Regions from separate parts of the Mus musculus genome. Here region 1 is linked to region 2. Evidence: chromatin loops called from intact Hi-C (ENCODE). Cell type or tissue: left cerebral cortex. All regions are shown on one strand. Each heading gives the region's core, and the rest is flanking DNA. Links, peaks and the distances in the headings are about the cores only.

Region 1 (9,640 bases), core at 560-8,559, 70 kb before region 2:
GTCACCTTGTACCGTGTCACCCTTTAACATAACACTTGTAACTGTAAGGTTATGAGTAATGTGACCCCATGAGCGTCATTCTGTAGCTCATCACCTCATAAGGCATTGGTGTCACCCTGTAACATTCACCTTTAGCTGCTTCTGTCACTCAGTGCCTTGTTCCTCTTTCCCTCTTTGCTTCCTAACACCTCACTTCTCTGACCACCTGTGGGCCCCTTTGCCCTGCACCAGTCCCCTTCAGGGACAGAGGACACATTGACAAAGCACCATAGGTCCAGAGCTCTGGCTGAGGAGGAGTCATTATAAATATTTCACTGTCTGTGTATTTGAGTTCAGAGCACACTTGCTATTCAGGATGGTGTCGACTGACCTCATCAGGGGCCAGTATCATCAAGAATCCAGTGGCATCACTATGGGAAACATGGGGTCTTCTCATTCTATCCAAGTAGGGAATGGACGGGGACTGGGCTCTGGTCACCTAGAATGTCTGTTGGAACAAAAACGTTCTTAAAGGATTCAGATTCGGAAGCATGGAAGGCTCAACTGGGCTCCTCTCTGCCCACAGGATAGGACACATGTTCCAAGTCCCAAATTGTCCCCACTTGTACCCTCTCTGCTGAGGCGAAACTCCAGAGCATGGAGCACAACCGGGAGCTAGACCCAAGCAAGGAGAGGGTCTTGGAGAGCAGAAGGAAGAAGAGGAGGAAAGTGGGCTGGCAAGAAGACTCAGTGAATAAAGGTGCTTGCCACCATGCCTTGAATTCTATCTCCAGAATCCACCTGGTGGAAGGAGAGAATCGAACAACTTCTTCTTCTTCTTCTTCTTCTTCTTCTTCTTCTTCTTCTTCTTCTTCTTCTTCTTCTTCTTCTTCTTCTTCTTCTTCTTCTTCTTCTTCTTCTTCCTCCTCCTCCTCTTCCTCTTCCTCTTCCTCCTCCTCCTCCTCTTCCTCCTCCTTCTTCTTCTTCTTCTTCTTCTTCTTCTTCTTTCTTCTTCTTCTTCTTTCTTCTTCTTCTTCTTTTTTTAGTTTCTTCGAGACAGGGTTTCTCTGTGTAGCCCTGGCTGTCCTGGAACTCACTTTGTAGACCAGGTTGGCCTTGAACTCAGAAATCCACCTGCCTCTGTCTCCCAAGTGCTGGGATTAAAGGTGTGTGCCATCATGCCCGGCTGAGAATCGAACTTCTTAAGTGTACTGTGTGTGTCTCCCTGCACAAAAGTTAATAAATGAATGCAAATTTCAGAGAGAGAGAGAGAGAGAGAGAGAGAGAGAGAGAGAGAGAGAGAGAGAGAGAGAGAGGGAGAGAGGAGAAAGGGTACGATGTGGCATCATGGGGACTACCATTACTTCACATGGTATGAAACAATTGCATGGATTTGTTTTGGCTCGGGGCTGGTGAGATGGCTCAGTGGGTAAGAGCACCCAACTGCTCTTCCGAAGGCCCAGAGTTCAAATCCCAGCAACCACATGATGGCTCACAACCATCTGTAACAAGATCTGACGCCCTCTTCTGGAGTGTCTGAAGACAGCTACAGTGTACTTACATATAATAAATAAATAAATAAATAAATAAATAAATAAATAAATAAATAAATCTTTAAAAGAACTTGAGAATATCACCCTGAGTTTCAGGGGGTTCAGTCCATCATAGCAGGCAAGGCATGATGGGAAGGCATCATGAAGTTCCTGATGAAGGCTCCTTACATGTGTCAGTCCAGGAAGTAGAGAGTAGTAGGGCCAGAGCCAGGGGTTGGGTCTATAACTTCAAAGGTCTATAGCTGCTATGCCAGCAAGAACACTTTTTCAAGGTTCCATGGTTCCCCAAAATAATGCCACCAACTGGCATTGAGCCTGTAGGGGCTATTTAAGGGTTAAATCACAGAAGCATCCTATGAGGCAGGGAAGGACACCTCTATTCTCCCATTACAGTGAGCTGCCATCTACACACCTGCATCATCACACGCACGCACACACGCACGCACGCACGCACGCACACACACATGCACGCACTGACACCAGATCAGACCCATGGCCAGACTCTAACTGCTCAGCTGCCTGGGCCCATGCTCCCACCATCATTCTAGGTCTTACTTGAGTGCGGGAATTGGGGGGGGCAGGGTATTGAGGAACAGAAGGTTCCCCAGGACAGAGAACTCAGCATAGAGGTACATAAGCTCCCCTTTGTCTTCATGAAGCCCCCGAAATATTAACCAAAAGAAATCTTTACTTCTGAGGCTGGGGAGATGGCTCAGAAAGTAAGGTGCCTGCTGTGCAACTGGATCGAACTTGAGAATATCACCCTGAGTGAGGTTCTGAGACCCAGAAAGAGGCGTGTGGTGTGTTCTTAATTATAAGTGGACAGTAACCATAAAGAGCAAGATAACTATGCTACAATCCACAGACCCAAAGAAACTGGGTAATAAGGAGGACTCAGGGGAGGATGTGAGAATCTCACTCAGAGGGAAACAAAATAGTCATCAGAGGTGGATGGAGTGCGGGACTGGGTGGGAGAGGAGGTGAAGAAAGGAACAGGGATGGTGATGATCAGGTGTGGGAAGGGGAGGGAGGGGGCTGGGAGTGAGAATGGAAATCAGTGGGGGGAGCATCTCTGGGACAAGCTGGAGACCTGGGTTGGGAGGAGGCTACAGGGAGTCTATGGGGGTAGCCTTAGCTGAGATCTCTACCTACCAGCTCTTCCAGTAGCCAGGTGGGACTTCCAGTGGAGGGAGGGGGACATCAACCCACCCACAAAACCTTCACCCCAAAATTTGTCCTTCCTATAAAATGCACAGAGATGAAGATGGCGCAGAGACTGAGAACGGCCAACCAATGGCTGCCCAACTTGAAACCCATGCCATGTGAGAGAGCCAACCCCTGACACTGTTAATGATGCTCTGCTCTGCTTGCAGACAGGAGCCTAGCATAACTGTCTCCTGAGAGGCTTCATCCAGCAGTAAAGGGAAATAGAGACCCACAGCCAAACATCAGGCAGAGTTTGGGGAGTCCTGTGGAAAAGTGGGAGATAGAGGCTGGAGAGATGGCTCAGCAGTTAAGAGCACTGATTGCTCTTCCAGAGGTCCTGAGTTCAATTCCCAGCAACCACATGGTGGCTCACAACCATCTGTAAAAGAGATCTGATGCCCTCTTCTGGTGTGTCTGAAGACGGCTACAGTGTACTTTAATAAATATAATAAATATTAAAAAAGAAAAAAGAAAAGAAAAGTGGGGGATAGAATTGATCAAGCCAGAGGGGTAAGAACACCACAAGAAGACCCACAGAATCAACTAACCGGACCTATGGGAGCTCAAAGACTGAATGAACCATTATCCAAAGAGCATGCCCTGTAGCAAATGTGCAGCTTGGTCTTCATGTGGGTCCCCTAACAATTGGAGGGGGTGCTGTCTCTGACTCTGTTGTCTGCCATTAGAGTCCCTTCCCATACCTGGACTTCTTGGTTGGGTCTCAGCGGGAGAGGAGGTGCTTAGTCCTGCTGGGACTAGATGATCCAGAGTAGTTGGTACCCAAGAAGGGGGTGTGTCTTCTCCCGCCTCTGAGGAGAAGGGGAGAGGATAATGGGAGAAGGGTTTTGTAAGGGCGGGACTGGGAGGTGAGGAGGGAATGGGACTGTGATTGGGATGTATAATATATAAAAAATTTGGGGGAAAGGAAAAAGAGAAAAAACTAAGCAAGCGTGTTGTGTTAGCGCACTGCAAGATGGCGCTGGAGAGGCAGCTCAGCTTCTGCGGTCAGGAGCGCATGCTGCTCTTCTAGAGGACCTGGCTTGCTTTTGTTTTTGTGATTTTAAACATAATACCATGGTGCATTCTCTTTCAACTTCATCATATCATTTATCAAGCCAGACGAAATGAGAGGCAAGGTTAATGACCAGTCTCCACCATCAGCTGAGAGCCTAGAGGTGGGTATTTGTTTTCATAGCTCAAAACAGAGATGCGGGATGAGGAGCAACAATTGAGCAATGGCTTTACGGGATGAGAATGCGAGTCTCCTTTAGATCCTGCTAGCCTCAGGCATATCGCCAGCCCCCGCCCCCCTTCTCTGGGATATATTGAGTTTCACGCTTAAAAATAGCTCTTGCAGTGCAGAGCTGGAGACAGCCCCGAGCCTGAATCGCAGCTCTGCAAAGCCGGTCTCTCCTCGTCTAGCACTACGTAGTGCGGGGCGGCGGCGGCGGCGCAGTCCTTGTTGCGTGCTGACCCTCTGCACACCACGGAACCTTTCTTTTACTCTTGCCAACCAGGTTGCTCGAAATGTTTCCGGCGCTCCCTTAGCGAAGCTGTGACCTCTTTCCCTCCCTCCCTCCTTAAAAATTTATCTGACATTTCTCCTGGAGGAACCTGCTGACACCTTTCCTTTCTCCCAAACCTCTCCTGAACTTCCCTGAGGATAAAATCGGCTCCAGCTCTATGCAGTCTATTCCACACTCCGATGAAGCAGACGTGGCTGGGATGACCCACGCCTCAGAAGGCCACCATGGCCTGGGGACCAGCATGCTTGTCCCAAAGAACCCACAAGGGGAAGAAGACAGCAAGCTAGGAAGAAACTGCAGTGGATTTGAAGATGCACAGGACCCACAGACTGCTGTGCCCTCCTCACCTTTACTTTCCATGGCTTCTTGCAGTTCTCAGGTATGTCTTTTTTCTGAGGGGAAAGGCTCCTGTCCCCTTAAACTTGATCCCGCCCCTCTCCTGACTCTGAATAAGATCACATGTGTTCTTGCAGTTTAAAGCTCAGATTTTGTTAATTTTTTTCTTTTTCTGGAGGTGATCCCTCTCCAACCCCATCAACCTACCTGTCTTTACCTCTTTGTGTTCAGAAAACCAGCTAACAGAAGTCGTAACCCTTGAACGAGTGTATCCTGCTATGTATCCAATACTCTGTTAGGCAAGGATTCATGTATGCACTTAGTGAGATGATAAAGCTTGGAGATATTAGACATCTATTTTTTTTAAAGATTTTAAAAAAGCTTTGTATATGTATGTGTGTGACTATGTTTGTGTATGTCACATGTGTACAGTTATCTACAAGGGCAGAAGAGGGAGTCAGATCCCCTGGAGCTGGAGTTACGCCAGAGCCTTCAGCCTTGTTAAGGAATCTATTCAAGATCACACAGGTGGTTTTGAATATGAATGGCCCCCATTGGCTCATACATTTGAATATTTAGTCACCTGGGAGTGGACCGCTTTGGTAGAAGTAGGACTAGTACTGTTGCTTTGTTGGAGGAAATGTGTCATTGGGGGTGGGCTTTGAGGTTTCAAAGCCCCTGCCAGGCCCAGTAGTCCTCCCTTCCCAACCCACCTCAGCCCCCTGCCCCACCCCCACCTACGGATCAGGATATAACTCCCAACTAAGTCTCCATCACCATGCCTGCCAAATCTGCCACCAAGCTCCCACCATGCTAAAAATAGACTAAGCCTCTAAAATTGCAAACCAGCCTCCAATTAAATTCTTTCTCTTCTAAGAGTTGGTATGGTCATGGTGTCTCTTCACAACAATAGAACAGGGACTAAGACAGATGGGTATCTATTTCTATTCGTGAGATACTGAGAAGAAAGAAGGCCATGCTAGTGAAGGACCCAGCATAGTGCCTGGGACATACCGTACCAAGTGCTCAAATATGCAGTCCACACGCAATCCACACAGCAGTGCTGTTCATGTGGCAACATGCTACTGAGAAGGGAGCAACATCTTAAATAAGTCCTATCTGATAAATGTCGTACTGTACAAAAGCCAAAGTGCGTCAGCTCCCTCTCTCTGCTTCCCTCTGTTTGTTGCTGGGGATCTGGGATGAAATGGTGATTCACACTTTGAGGTCTATCAGTGAGCCTGGCCTATGTCTCCCTCACAAGGAGCAGAGGCTGGGGACCCCTCACCTCCTACAGACCTTACTGGTCTCCCGTCTCCCCTTTGTCTGGCCCCTGGCTGGGTGGATCCATCCTGAGCTTCGACCACAGGGTCATCATACCTGTTCCTGGAAGATGCAGCTTCATACACGCATCCTAGCCTTGTGAGGGATGCTGTGGGTGGCCCCACCCTCAGGAGAACATGGCTCCACCCCTTAACCAAAGTGATGGCTCTATAGAAGGGTGGCACCTCTTATGGTGACCCTTCTCAGAGTCACAGATGCTGAGCAGCCAAGAGCCCCCAGGGGATGCCAGCTAGGCATTCTCTTGCTATGCAAAAAGGAGAGGCAGGAGTTGGGACAGCCTTCCTCCCCTTTGCCTTGGTAAGGAAGTCGCTGGCCTATCCTTGCCTGCTCAGCATCCTATGCCTCCTGACTCACTCCTAGAGGCTCAGTTAAAAGGTGATGGCAGCAGTTAGGGCCCAGCGGTTTAGTATTGGTCTCATTGAAATGGGTGAGAGCCTGGGTGTACACTGGGGAATCAGCTAGGACCCCACCCCTTGCTCTGTAATCTGTCCTCCTGTTAGCTCAGAAGAGGTCCTCAACTCCTTTGTCTTCCTATTTCCTTATGGATGGAGACATAGCAGGTAGGCAGTTGATAAGCTGCTTAGCCCAGGGCCCCAGCACCTGAGGGAGCAATGGAGGCCATCCTTAGGTTTCTTCTCTTCTGCCTTTGCCCTTCCCACATGTATTGGCATTTAGGAATGACGTGGTACCTGTGATGCCCTTATCTTTCTTCCATCTGCTTCGTAGCAGAGAGGCCACCTATCTGGGACATAGGCCACCACAGACATTTAATTCTTATACTTTATTTTATTATTTCATTTTTGTGACTATCACTTCATGTATGATATTAATACAATAAAATACATTTAATCTTAAATTTTTAAATTTTTAATTAAACTTAAGATTTGCTTCTAAGGTTTCTTTTTTTTGGTTTTTACTTATTTATTTTTTAAGATAAGGTTTTTCTACATAGCACTGTATATAAGAGTTCTGGAATTCTGTTTTTTTTAAAAACACAGAAATAAGCCGGGCATGGTGGCGCATGCCTTTAATCCCAGCACTCGGGAGGCAGAGGCAGGTGGATTTCTGAGTTCGAGGCCAGCCTGGTCTACAGAGTGAGTTCCAGGACAGCCAGGGCTATACAGAGAAACCCTGTCTCAAAAAAACAAAAGGCAAAAAACAAACAAACCCACACAGAAATATTATAGGAATGAAGATTTGAATCCCAGGTGTGGGGTGTGGGGCTGCTTGGGACGCCCGCAGCAGCTGACCAGGATTTGCTTTGTGCTCTAACAGAAACATGATTTTTTTTTTTCAGATGCAGATAATTTCTGTGATTGTGTGATGTTTGGAGTTCTGGGAACTTTTCTGAGGGTGCATAAACTTTCCAGCCTTGATGCTCAGGGATGGTGGTTGGTGGTCATTCAGGGGATAATTGAGGCTTATTAGTACTCAGGCTTAAAGGAGAAGCAAAAGGAAAGAAATTAGACTCAGGGATCTTCATCTCTCCCCCCTCCAACCTTCTTTCTCGCCTATGTAGTGATGAAACTACAGGTGAACCCAGACGGTGAGAGGAGAGGGAGGGAGGGTGGGAAAAAAGAATCTACAAAGTATTACTATGCAGATCAGGCTGACCTCCGACTCAGAGAGGTCTGCCTGTCTCTGCCTCAGCATGCCTGACTTAAAGTCTCTTTTAAAATATACTAGAGGGGGCTGGGGAGATGTCTCAGCAGTCAGTAGTGTATTGTGTACCGCCTTGTACGTGTAGAAAATGAAACTACTAAAGAATAGAGTAACGGGTGCTGGAGTCCAGGTAGGGAAGACGGAGGGAGGGGAGGGTGGCAGACAGGACAGGAGGGGTGAGATGGCATCTGCTGTCATGCAGTACAGGAGGAGAACTGTGATGTTCCAGGGACCCAACATTCTCTTTTGTCCACTTTGAGCTCCTGTACTCACATGAACACACCCATACACAGATGCATACACATAATTAAAACAGATCTTTAAAAAAATTAACTATTTAAATATACTTGGAGGTTAGGATGAGAGCTCAGTAGTAGAGCACTTACCCAGAAATTACTTATACAGGGAGGGCCCTGGGGTCGGTCCCCAGCATCACACACATACAACCCCAGTATTACACACATGCACACACACACAGCCCTGGGGTCAGTCCCCAGCATCACACACACACACACACACACACACAAACACACACACACACAAAATGCACCTAAACAAACCAAAAGTATTTTAACACATAGCAGCTTCATATATTTATGGGACACACTGTGACATTTAAGTAGATGTGGCTATCAGACATTTATCATTTCTTCATGTTTGGAAGATTCAAACTCCTGTATTAGTTATTGGCAAATATTCCCTTAATTGTCATCAATCATAGTTATCTTAAAATGTTTGGAAAATATTGAGGCAGATATATTGTAAACCATTCAACCTACTACAATAATCTACCTTCAGTTTTTTTCTTACATAATATTATGCAATTAGGCTTATAATATTTGGGTATATCTATCCCAAGGCATACATTAAAATTAAGGTATGTTTTTTAGATTAAAGCCTAAAGTTCATGATTACATTTTTGTGTTTCTGGGTGTGGTAGTGGACATCAAACCGAGGGCATCAAAAATGGTAGGGAAAAAAAAGATAGCTCTAGTACTGAGCTATAACTCTGGAACTTCATAATTATAACCCTATGGCTTGGTTAATATTCCACAGTGTGCACGTAGGTACTCTATAGTGACGTTGGGCTCTATAATGAACTGTCAATTTCCATGATATTTTTTCAGAGGCTGCTCAGGTGGTCATCCATGAAGACCTTTGTAAAATGTGTAGAGATTAAGTGGCCACAGCCTTAGCCAGCTCTGCAGGGGTCATGTGTGACTAGGGACATGTGGGCACATATGGTGTACATGGAGTCCTTGATAATAATCACATGGTAGCTTTTGAAGGAACAGCTCACTAATTCTAAAATGGCTTCTTCTCGGTTCTCTGCTTTGGTATTTGGAGGGTTCTGTCTAGAACCACCCATATGAACTCTTCTTTCTGGGCAGTGTGTAGCCGCCAGTAAATCCCAGCTCATCAGGGTGACTGGGCCTCCCTCCCTGGAGTTACATTCCCTGCCCAGTGTTCTTGGGAAACTCTTCTCAGGCTTGCCACATTCTCCTGAGAAAACCAGGAAGCACATTAGAGGCGGCTTCTTTTTTAGCTCGGTGAACAAATGTGTGTTGAGTTCCTACAATGTGCCTAGGATTGATTGTTTCAGGAGTGGGAGACAGCACTGAGCAAGTCATGCGAGAGCCAGCTCTCATGCAACCTACATGTCCGCTGGAAGGACAGCCTGAGAATAAGTATAATACTATTGTGATATAAAGGACAAGGCGTGTGTCAGCGTGTGACTAGCCGCAGAGACAGTGTGGCAGATATTTTGTTAACATTTAAATGAAAATCTTCAGGATGCGAGGAATGATGAGAATGTGTCCCCAAAAGAACACATTCCTAAGTGCAAAGGCCCTGGGGTAGGCACAAGTTTCATCGGTTTTAGAAACAGATAACCAGGGTATCTGGTGGGCAGAAAGCAGGGGAAGATCAGGATGTCAGTGGTCCAGAGACGGCAGAAGCAGCCTTCTTAGCTTCCGTCTGTGGTCCAGAGAGAGCCACTGGAGGGCTTCAGCCTAAGGATTGATTCATCTGTGT
Region 2 (9,640 bases), core at 1,036-9,035:
TCTCAAACAAAAATAAAATCAGTAATAATAATTAAAAAAACATGTTTAAAATGATAACTTGTTTCAGCAGGGATGGGGGCACTGTATTATTCTGTTGGACTACTGTGTGGTAGACAGAAGACAGGGCCTCAGGCCCAGTCAGAATGTCAAAGTAAAACATTCACAGGGCCCCTGAACTGGGGAAAGCATGGGGAAAATTGCCTTTTAAAACAACAGTTAGCAGGCTAGAGAGATGGCTCAGTGGTTAAGAACCCTGACTGCTCTTCCAGAGGTCCTGAGTTCAAGTCCTAGCAGCTACATGGTGGCTCACAACCATCTGTAATGGGATCTGGTGCCCTCTTCTGGCAGTCAGGTATACACTCAAACAGAGCACAGAATAAACAAATCAATTTTTAAGTTTTTTTTTTTTTAATCAACAAAGATTAACAAGCTGATACATGCCTCTAATACTAGCTAACACTCAGGGGGTAGAAAGAGGCAAGAAGATCAGCAGTTCTAGGACAGTCTCAGCTATCTACTGAGTTGGAGGCCAGCCTGGTCTATATAAAACCCTGTTAATAAATGAAGACTAAATTAATAAAACACTAGCAATGGGTTTGGGGAAACTTTTCAAAAGTATGAAAGTAACAAATAAGTTTTATGGAGGGCAGGGTACTATCTGTAGAAGAAATCCCACCATTTTCCATCTTTCTTGGAACCAGTCCTAAGAAGGAAGGAGACACTTGTTTGTATATTGGGAGTCCTTAGACAAATTCTCCTGCCACTGTGGGTGCTCTGGAACAGAATAAAGAGGGCCCTTCCCTACGTTGACATACAGAAGTTTGATCCAACAGAGTCAGACCCAGACCCAGCTAAGGACCACTGAACTGGAGAACAGAGAGTTAGCTGACCATTGCTTGTCAAGGTCATTCAGCTCGTGACTGGAGTTTTTAAAGCTTTCTTCTAAAAGATTATTTTAAATTATGTGTCCGTGTGTACTCACACAATGCTTGTGTGACTATGCCCGTGTGGAGGACAACTTTCAGGTCTTGGTTCTTTCCTCTTACCACAGAGATGCCCAGGATCAAACTCAGGTAGCCATGCTTGTCAGCAATCATCTTTCCCTGCTGAACCATCTTACTGGACCCCAAACCTGGGCTTTAACTCAGTCCAGGGCCTGTGTTCAAAGGCCGCTACCAAATAACTGTAAAGTTAAGTCGCTTCAGCGGAGCCATGCTGGACTTCTGTGGGGCAAGCAGGAGACAGAGAGGACCTCAGGCCCAGCCTTGCTGCCTCCATTCACCACAGTCCACATAAAAGGTTTTTTTGTTTTGTTTTGGTTTGGTTTGGTTTGGTTTGGTTTTTGGTTTTTCGAGACAGGGTTTCTCTGTATAGCCCTGGCTGTCCTGGAACTCACTCTGTAGACCAGGGTGGCCTCGAACTCAGAAATCCGCCTGCCTCTGCCTCCGGAGTGCTGGGATTAAAGGCGTGCGCGCCACCACGCCCGGCTCACATAAAAGTTAAGGAGGAAAAGAGGGGGTGGAGAATGAGAAAGAAGGGGAAGGAGAAGAGGCAGAGGAGGAGCAACGAGATGAAACAAACCTTTTCAATACTTACTTTAAGTATGTGAGTGTTTTGCCTGCATGTATTTCTGTGCAGCATGTGCATGCCTGGTGCTTGCAGAGGCCAGAAGAGGGTGTTGGATCCCCTAGATCTGGAGTTAATGATAGTTGTAAGCTGTTATGTAGGTACTAGAAGTTGAATCTGGGTCCTCTGGAAGAGCAGCTCTGGGCTCCAGGAAGTGAAGCTTGAATTAGTGTCCTAGTCCGGAATCAGCCAATCCAGGAATCAGATGTTCCCATCCCTACCTCTTCACAGCTCTGGTGCTTCACACAATGCTAGCTTTTATGATTTTTTAATTTTTTTTTACAAGAACTGTATGAGCTGGGTACACCAATCACAATTCTTTGCCACTTCAGTTAGGGACACTGAGGCAAAGAGTGGCTAAGTAGCTTCCCCAAGATCACATAGCAAGTGAGTGGTAGAGCTTGGTTTTGAACCCAGGAAGATCTGAGCCCAGAAATCTTTTTTTTTTTTTAAGATTTATTTATTATTATATCTAAGTACACTGTAGCTGTCTTCAGATGCACCAGAACCAGAAGAGGGCATCAGATCTCATTCTGGGTGGTTGTGAGCTACCATGTGGTTGCTGGGATTTGAACTCAGGACCTTCAGAAGAGCAGTCGGTGCTCTTAACCACTGAGCCATCTCTCCAGCCCTGAGCCCAGAATTCTTATCTCAACTATCGTGATACACCCAACATACAACATGCATTCAAGAGAGGGAAACGGTCAGTTACGAGGTGCAGTGTTTGCTTGTCTCTTGCCACAGGCCTCCCTCATTCCCTCTCCTCTGGGCTCTTCTCCTGCCAGGTTTGGGACTCCCCATGATCTCATGATCTGCCCATCTTCTGTCCCATCTGGACATAGAGTTGCTCAGACCAGGTCTAGGGTCATCTGTGCTTGTCTCTCACCAGGACTATGGCTACCTTGTACAGTGATCCTGAGTGGTCCTCCAAAAACCTGGAGACTGTTGTCTTTGAGGCCCGGAGACATGTTGTCAAAGACAAGATGCCTGCCCTGTTCCCAGATCAGCTCTACAAATGGCGAGAGGACCTCCAAAAGCATAGCCAGGAGGGCTATAAGACCACGTTTACAGACTTTTGGGGCAAGCTGATCGAGTACAGTCTGGGAGATAAAGTGAGTGTTCAAGTCTTTCCTGGGTCCCACCTGCCTAGACTGGTATCAAATCATAGTCTTTCCTCCTCTGAGCCTCTATGGCCAAAAACATTAGGTTAGACCTGCAGGTGCACCATCATGCTGGAAGAATCATGGGGTGTCCAAACACATATTGGGGTGATAAAGATGGTGAGGTCATCTTTCACATCCCTTTCAGAGAACTAAGACCCCATGTTGGGCGAGCCTGGGTGCTCCCCTGCATACACGAAGCGTATTTTCTGAAAGCCATTCCAAAGCATCCACAGGAGAAAATGGGAAAGGAGCTGAGCAGAGCTAGAGAGCTGTTAATCATGCTTTCAGTCTGACCCCACAAAGACAAGGAAAAACCAAACAGAAGCATGTAAGTGTTGTGTGGCCTGGAAAGACTCACAGCAAGACCCTTGTGTTAAGTTCCTGATCCAGCAAGAGACCCTTCCTCAACAAACAAAGTAAGAAGCAATTGAAGAAGACAGCTGATGTCAACCTTGGAATCTATACACACATACACACATATACACACACATACATACACATGTACACACACATACACCCACATACACACACATACATACATATATACATACATACACACTTGCATACACCATCATGCATGCAAACACACATTAAGTATATGTGTGCATACCACACATATAAACACATGAAACACATAAAAAGAAAAGGAAATGAGGCATTTTGAGCAGTCAACAATAAGTTGACTCTTATTTTTTGTTGTTGTTCTGAGATAAAGTCTCACATTGTATAGCCCAGGCTAGCCTGGGACTCACATAGTTGGAGCTGGCTTTGAACTTGTAGTTATTCTCTTGCTTCCTCCTTCCAAGTGCTGGGATTACCTGAATGTGCCACCAAACTGGGCTAGCTCTCATCTGTAATATTTACTTATTCCTCTTTCATTTTTTTTAGGTGAAAGATAATTATTTAGATTTATTTTATGTGTATGATTGTTTCACCTCCGTGTGTGTATGTGTGTGTGTGTGTGGGGTGTCTGTGGGGGGTGGGGGGGGTTGTACCACGTGTGCCCACAGAGGTCAGAAGAGGGCCTTGGATCCATCTGCCTCTGTCTCCCACATGATGGGATTAAAAGCATGCAATATCACAACGGGCATCAAAACAATTTGTAGCAATAATAATCGATAGTAGCCCACATGATGAGGAGAAAACACGACAGCTTTCTAGGCAGAGAGTCTGAGTGTTCTGAGGCTCTCGTGCAATGAAGAACTGGGCTAGGAGGAGAGAGGCACGGCTAGGAGGAGGCCTCTGCTCTTCCACTCTGGCTGCAGCAGGAACCCACTGCCCTCCAGTACTCCTGACCCAACTGGGCTCTTCCCTGAGTCTGTGGCTTTACTTTTAGGACATTTAATCCTATATTGTTCAGATCTCTGGGTCCACGTGTGATAAGTACCCTATTTTGCTTCAGAGAAGGGCTAAGAGTTGTTGGCCAGCACAAGTGTTTGCCATTCCACCCAGGGTCCGGAGTCTTTATGCACAGGGTAACCACAGATAGTCAGAGCTTGGGTCCCTAGTACCTCAGCTTTGCCTCATTTGTGCTGCCTGATTCACTTTGGGACACAGTGGCCCAGGTGTCAGGATTTGCCTTAATGACACACAGAACTCTTGGGACTTGGGGTTTACCTAGACTGTCACCTACTTTCAGGTTTTTAAGCCTCTAGTTAGGAAGGAGGAAAGGAAGAAAGGAGGGAGGGAGGGAGAGGGAGGGAGGGAGAAAGGAAGGAAAAAAAGGAGGAAAGGAAGGAGGGAGGGAGGGAGAAAGGAAGGAAAGAAGAAAGGAGGGAGAGAGGGAAGGAAGGTAGGAAGGAAAGAAGGAAGGAAGGAAGGTAGGAAGGAAGGAAGGAAGGTAGGAAGGAAGGAAGGAAGAAATAAGGAGGGAGGGACAGGGGAAAGAGATTTTCCTCTTAAATTTTGAGAGAACCCAACACACCAAAATAATAAGACAAAATTTCCTGGTGCCACTCAGGTTCAGTAGTGAATGGGAAATAATAGCACTAAGAAGGAACCATGGTGCCCTTTCTGACCTCCACCAGATCCTCTAGCTCCTGAGACACGAGAACCCTGAGACCCCAGGAGACAGCCTTAAATTACAGAGCCAGCCCCACCCTACTTAGCTGCCAGGCAGCCTAAGAAGAAGCTATGCATTCTCCAAATGCATTTAAGAGTTGACAGCTCCAGTCGGCTGCAGCCAATACAAGTCACCTGGGGGCATCTGGAGCCTGGAAATAGCTGTTAAGGGTTCCGATTGTTCTCTTGTTCTTCACTGACTTAGTGTCAGCAACCTCCGCTAAGCATTGGTGTCCCTACAGAAAAACGAATGCAAGCTGTCAGATCAGCGAGCTGCTCTGTGCAGGGGACAGAACCCTCTGCCCATCTACCTCACCATCAATGTCAAGGATGATGTAAGCAACCAGGATTTCAGAGGTAACGCTGCTGGCTAGTGACTTAGATGGGGTCCCTTCTTGGCGGGTACAACACACCCTTTACCAATCTCCACATCAATAAACAGTGCCCCACAGCTGAAGAAATCTCCCTCATAAGTGGAGCCGATCAGGCAGTGTCTCCTAACGTTCCGGGGCTTATCTAAAGAGTCAGTGAGAAATGAAGACGGTGAAAAATGAAACTCTAAGATTTTCTCAGGCTGCTCAAAAGGGGAACGTAGAAGGGTCCATTTTTGCCCCTGTTTATCCAACTTCAGGGAGCAAAAGTTGAGCCCAGCGATTTGTAGAGTTGTTTTGTCCTGCAGCAAGTGCCCCCTTGTGTAACAAAGGGGAACTGCAACTTGCAATCGCAAGCTCCCCATGGCCCTGGAGCCACTGGGGGGCTGGAGGGAAGGCTGTGTGGATGACTCCCCAACCTGAGACTAATGTTGTTCCCTGTGTACAGAATGGTTCGAGTTCTCCCCCTACGAGGTGGGCATGCAGAAGTACGGAGCCTTCATCCCCAGCGAGTTATTTGGCTCCGAGTTCTTCATGGGGCGGCTGATGAAGAGGATTCCTGAGCCGGAGATGTGCTACATGCTAGGTGACTCCCTAAGATACTCAGCCCCAGAGAGGGCCAGGCCTGCCTTTGACTAACAGATAACAGGGAGAATCCGGGCCCATTGCTGGTCGCCTTGCTTAGCCTTGAGCTCTTGAACTTTCTGGATTTGCTGCTTTGCATGAAACCAGGAGGAGCTCCTGAATCTACTTCCAGATCGCAACTGCTCTAATCTTCCCAAAGCCTGTTAGGCCCAGGGAGACTTCAGTAAAGGGAGGATCCCAGCACCCTGGGCTCCTGTGGTCTATTTGAGGTTTACTCAGAAGATCTTGCATGGAAGATCTGAGATATGGAAAGCTGAGATAGGAAAAAAAGATTTTTAAAAAGATATTTGTGGCTGGGATTTGAACTCAGGACCTCTATCTAGAAGAGCAGTCAGTGCTCTTGACCACTGAGCCATCTCTCCAGCCCCATGAGAGAGAAGATTAGCACCCCAACTTTCTCCCTGCCTGGCTCCAGGCAGCAGTGGGTCTGCTTGCAGGAAAGACACAGCATCTCAGATCCCAGGCAGAGAAGACCCCCAACAGAAAGGACAGAGCCACTGGTTGGGGAAGCCTAGCCAGCTCCCTGTTCCTTGCTCTTTGGTTCCTCAGAAGCCAAGGTCACTGAGTACAGGGTCCACGGACTGTGACAGCCAATCTTTGTCCTTTGCTTCAGAGTCTCATCTGCAAAAAGTGACCTCAGAAAATAAGCCTATCATTACAGCTTCAAGGGCTGCTGTTTAAACTTCTTTTTTTGTTTGTTTGTTTTGTTGTTGTTTTTGGAGACAGGGTTTCTCTGTATACTGACAGACTGACAGGACAGCTCTGGCTGTCCTGGAACTCACTTTGTAGACCAGGCTGGCCTCGAACTCAGAAATCCGCCTGCCTTTGCCTCCCGAGGGCCGGGATCAAAGGCATGCGCCACCACCCGGCTTGAACTTCTTTTATTTAAACAGGATGTCTATCGACTTACTCCAGAGCAACCCATTTCAGAAAATCTAACTCAAGGCTCATTTCTTCTACGAACTCCACACTGCAGCTCACAACCCACAGTTCCTTCTTCCCTGAGACTTGGTCCCATATGCTTCTCAAACCTGTAGATCAGTTTGATCTGGTTCTTCACATGTTAGCTGCACAGAGGTTGTCTATTACCTAATTTCTCTGGACCTGTTTTCTCATCTCCATGTAAGATGAGAAATTAAATTAAGTTAAGAATATAATCATTAGTATTTGCTTGTTGGCGATAGGGTCTCACTCTGTAGCCCAGGTGGGCCTGGAACTTATTTTATAAATATCCTAGGCTAGTTTCAAATTCATGTCAGTCCTCTTGCTTCAACCTCCCTACTGGGACTACAGATGTGAGTTCCTATATCTGGCTTTATTATTATTATTATTATTGAAATTTTAATGTATCTTTATAATATTACTATATAAATTTTACATTAAAAGTAAGATCCAGCCTTATGTGTATCAAGGCTTACTGTATACCAGATACTGTCTTAATGCTTTCTTCATGTAGACTGATGCAAGATCAGAGCAGGGCCTGAACTTAAAGCCTACACTTTCAGCTGTCATTCCCCGACATAGCTATGCCTTAAGCACTCCCTGCTCCCTGCACTGAGGGAAGGGAGAAAAAGAGCTGAGCATTGGTACCGTCAGTCTGCATAGAACTGTCCTGTGGGAGACAGAAATCCAAGTCGGCCCTGCCCTGCCCCACCCTCCAAATAGCCTGGCCTAGAGTAGGCATGGGGATAAGGCCGAACCAGTGAGAGTTGGGGTGGGCAGGCAGGGAGTCTGGGGACAGTTGCTCATGACCTCTCTGCTTCTCTAGGGTTGTGGAGTAGCATCTTTTCCCTGAACCTGCTTGATGCCTGGAATTTGTCTCACACCTCAGAGGAGTTTTTCTATAGGTGGACAAGGGAGAGACTGCATGACATCGGTGGGTGACACCCTAGTTCCCCTCTTGGGTAGTGAATATACTGGGTATGGGTCATGAAGCAAGGACTGATTGCCTGTCAGGGTTTCCACATCACCCCAGACATGGGAAGGCAGTTTGCCTAGAGCATCACTGGGGGCAGGGCGGTTGTAGGCGGTACTCATGCTGAGGCCAGAAGGATGCTTCTGATATCCAGAGAGCTGATAAGCCTAGGGAATCTGTGAGCACAGAGAAAAACCAAACTTCTGGGCTCGCCATCCTCGCCGGGGCCTTCCTACCTTCTCTTTCTCCTTTTCTATACCCTCCATATCCTCCACCCTTGTCTCATAAAATGGATCGCTCTCTGGGGTCAAGCAACCAGGTACTACCCCAGCTTTTGTAACCTGCCCTCTATCCCTTCTCCCTACAGAAGATGATCCCATCCTGCCTGAAATCCCTAGGTGTGACGATAACCCCCTAGAGACCACAGTAGTGATCCCAACGACATGGCTGTCCAACACCTTCCGAGAAATCCTCACACGCAGGCCCTTCGTGTCTGAGTTCCACAACTTCCTGTACGGGATGCAGCTGCATACTGACTACTTACAGAACAGGCAGTTCTCTATGTGGAAAGGTACCACAACCTGGGCTGGCAAAGTTGGGAGGAAGGAAAAGCAAGCATGGATGTGGCCATAGAGGAAGATGGTCTCCTCTGGTCATGTTAATGGGCAGAACACAGCCAGCTTGGGTAAGGGAGGTGGCGAGGAGGGGAGTGGGGCAGGGCATGACACTCTATTTATGACTGAGAGCTTGAATGAATATGGCTTTGCCAGCAGGGGGCAATATAGGCATTAATTAGTTAATTGACTGTGACCACAGAATCTTCCTAGCAGTTCCAGCTTCAGAAGTTGGCCCAGTTGTACAAATGGAAAAATATGGACTTTTTTAGCAATATCTTTTGGGAGCACCTTTGACTGTGAGTGGTGCCCCCATTGCAGTTGAGGACACACAACCCAGCTCAGTCTCACAGCCCCAGGCCTTAGGCCACACTCTCATAGCTGGGATTCTGTATGCCTCCTTGAAAAGGCTTTAGGGACTAGGGCTAACATTCGTCCTATCCCACCATATGGCAATCTTCTCTGTTGTTTTATTTGTCCACAGCCTGCAAATTCCCTTCAGCATGGACTGTTATTTTGTCCTTGCTTTCTGGTGACAACGGGGCTGATAACTCTGGGTCCGTGGGTATCCATAGTTTATAAGATGCCCTTAAGCCCTTTCTTCACCACTAGGTCTATGGATGGGTCACAGTGGGTTTGTGTGCATAACCCATAGAAGACTTGCTAAAGCTTCAAGAGCATGCTGGTGTCCACTAGCCTACACAGAAAAGTAGGACTCAGTGCCCTAGGGAGTATGTGGGAGGCTAGAGGCCGGGGCTGAAGAGAGAAAGTTCCAGGGAGGGCACTCAGTACATACCAGGGCCTTCACCTCACCCACAGCTGACATCAGGTCACCTGGTAGGATGGTAACGAGAAGGCTTGACTTTCAGACACAGTACTGGACACCTTCCCAAACCAGCTGACACAGTTTGCAAAACACCTGAACCTGCTGGACACTGCGTTCTTTGTCAACTCCAGCTACGCACCCCTCCTTAGGCCAGAGAGAAAAGTCGACCTTATCATCCACCTCAATTACTGCGCAGGATCCCAGACAAAGGCAAGTATTACAGAGACATCCCCGGCTTCAGGGCTCCTGCGCGGTTACAGCACCATCACCTCAGAGGCCTGAGCGGCTGCAATGGAAGAATGTGCTCTGCAAACACACTCTGAGACTAAGGCATGGCACGGTGCAGGCTAGAGGACTAAATCTCACAGGCAACTGGCCGGCTTTCATGCGCTGGGACTTGGGGTTTACATGCACTCAGT

The links. Peaks named below come from ENCODE experiments on the same cell type or tissue, not always from the same donor. Only the 100,000 strongest peaks of a DNase experiment are listed, where the experiment ranks them.
Region 1: it touches region 2 in a loop (2.5-fold over the local background); 6 of 42 quality-filtered maps call a loop at or near these places.

The regions. Positions count from the first base shown.
Region 1 is chr2:120,239,689-120,249,328 of GRCm38, reverse strand. Pla2g4e (phospholipase A2, group IVE) reads left to right here and starts at 3,994. Exons shown (of 20, transcript NM_177845.4): 1 at 3,994-4,643. The coding sequence starts at 4,422. In left cerebral cortex, for the core only: a CTCF peak has its summit at 3,711; DNase peaks (open chromatin) are centred at 4,031, 5,118, 5,495, 5,917 and 1 more place; H3K4me3 peaks cover 3,182 bases; H3K27ac peaks cover 3,034 bases.
Region 2 is chr2:120,169,820-120,179,459 of GRCm38, reverse strand. It overlaps Pla2g4e (phospholipase A2, group IVE), which reads left to right. Exons shown (of 20, transcript NM_177845.4): 13 at 2,516-2,738; 14 at 5,093-5,207; 15 at 5,670-5,807; 16 at 7,635-7,742; 17 at 8,149-8,352; 18 at 9,265-9,431. Among named protein-coding and RNA genes, the nearest start is that of Ehd4, 20 kb to the right of the region's middle. In left cerebral cortex, for the core only: CTCF peaks have their summits at 2,071, 5,558 (motif pointing left) and 8,553 (motif pointing right); DNase peaks (open chromatin) are centred at 5,555 and 8,563.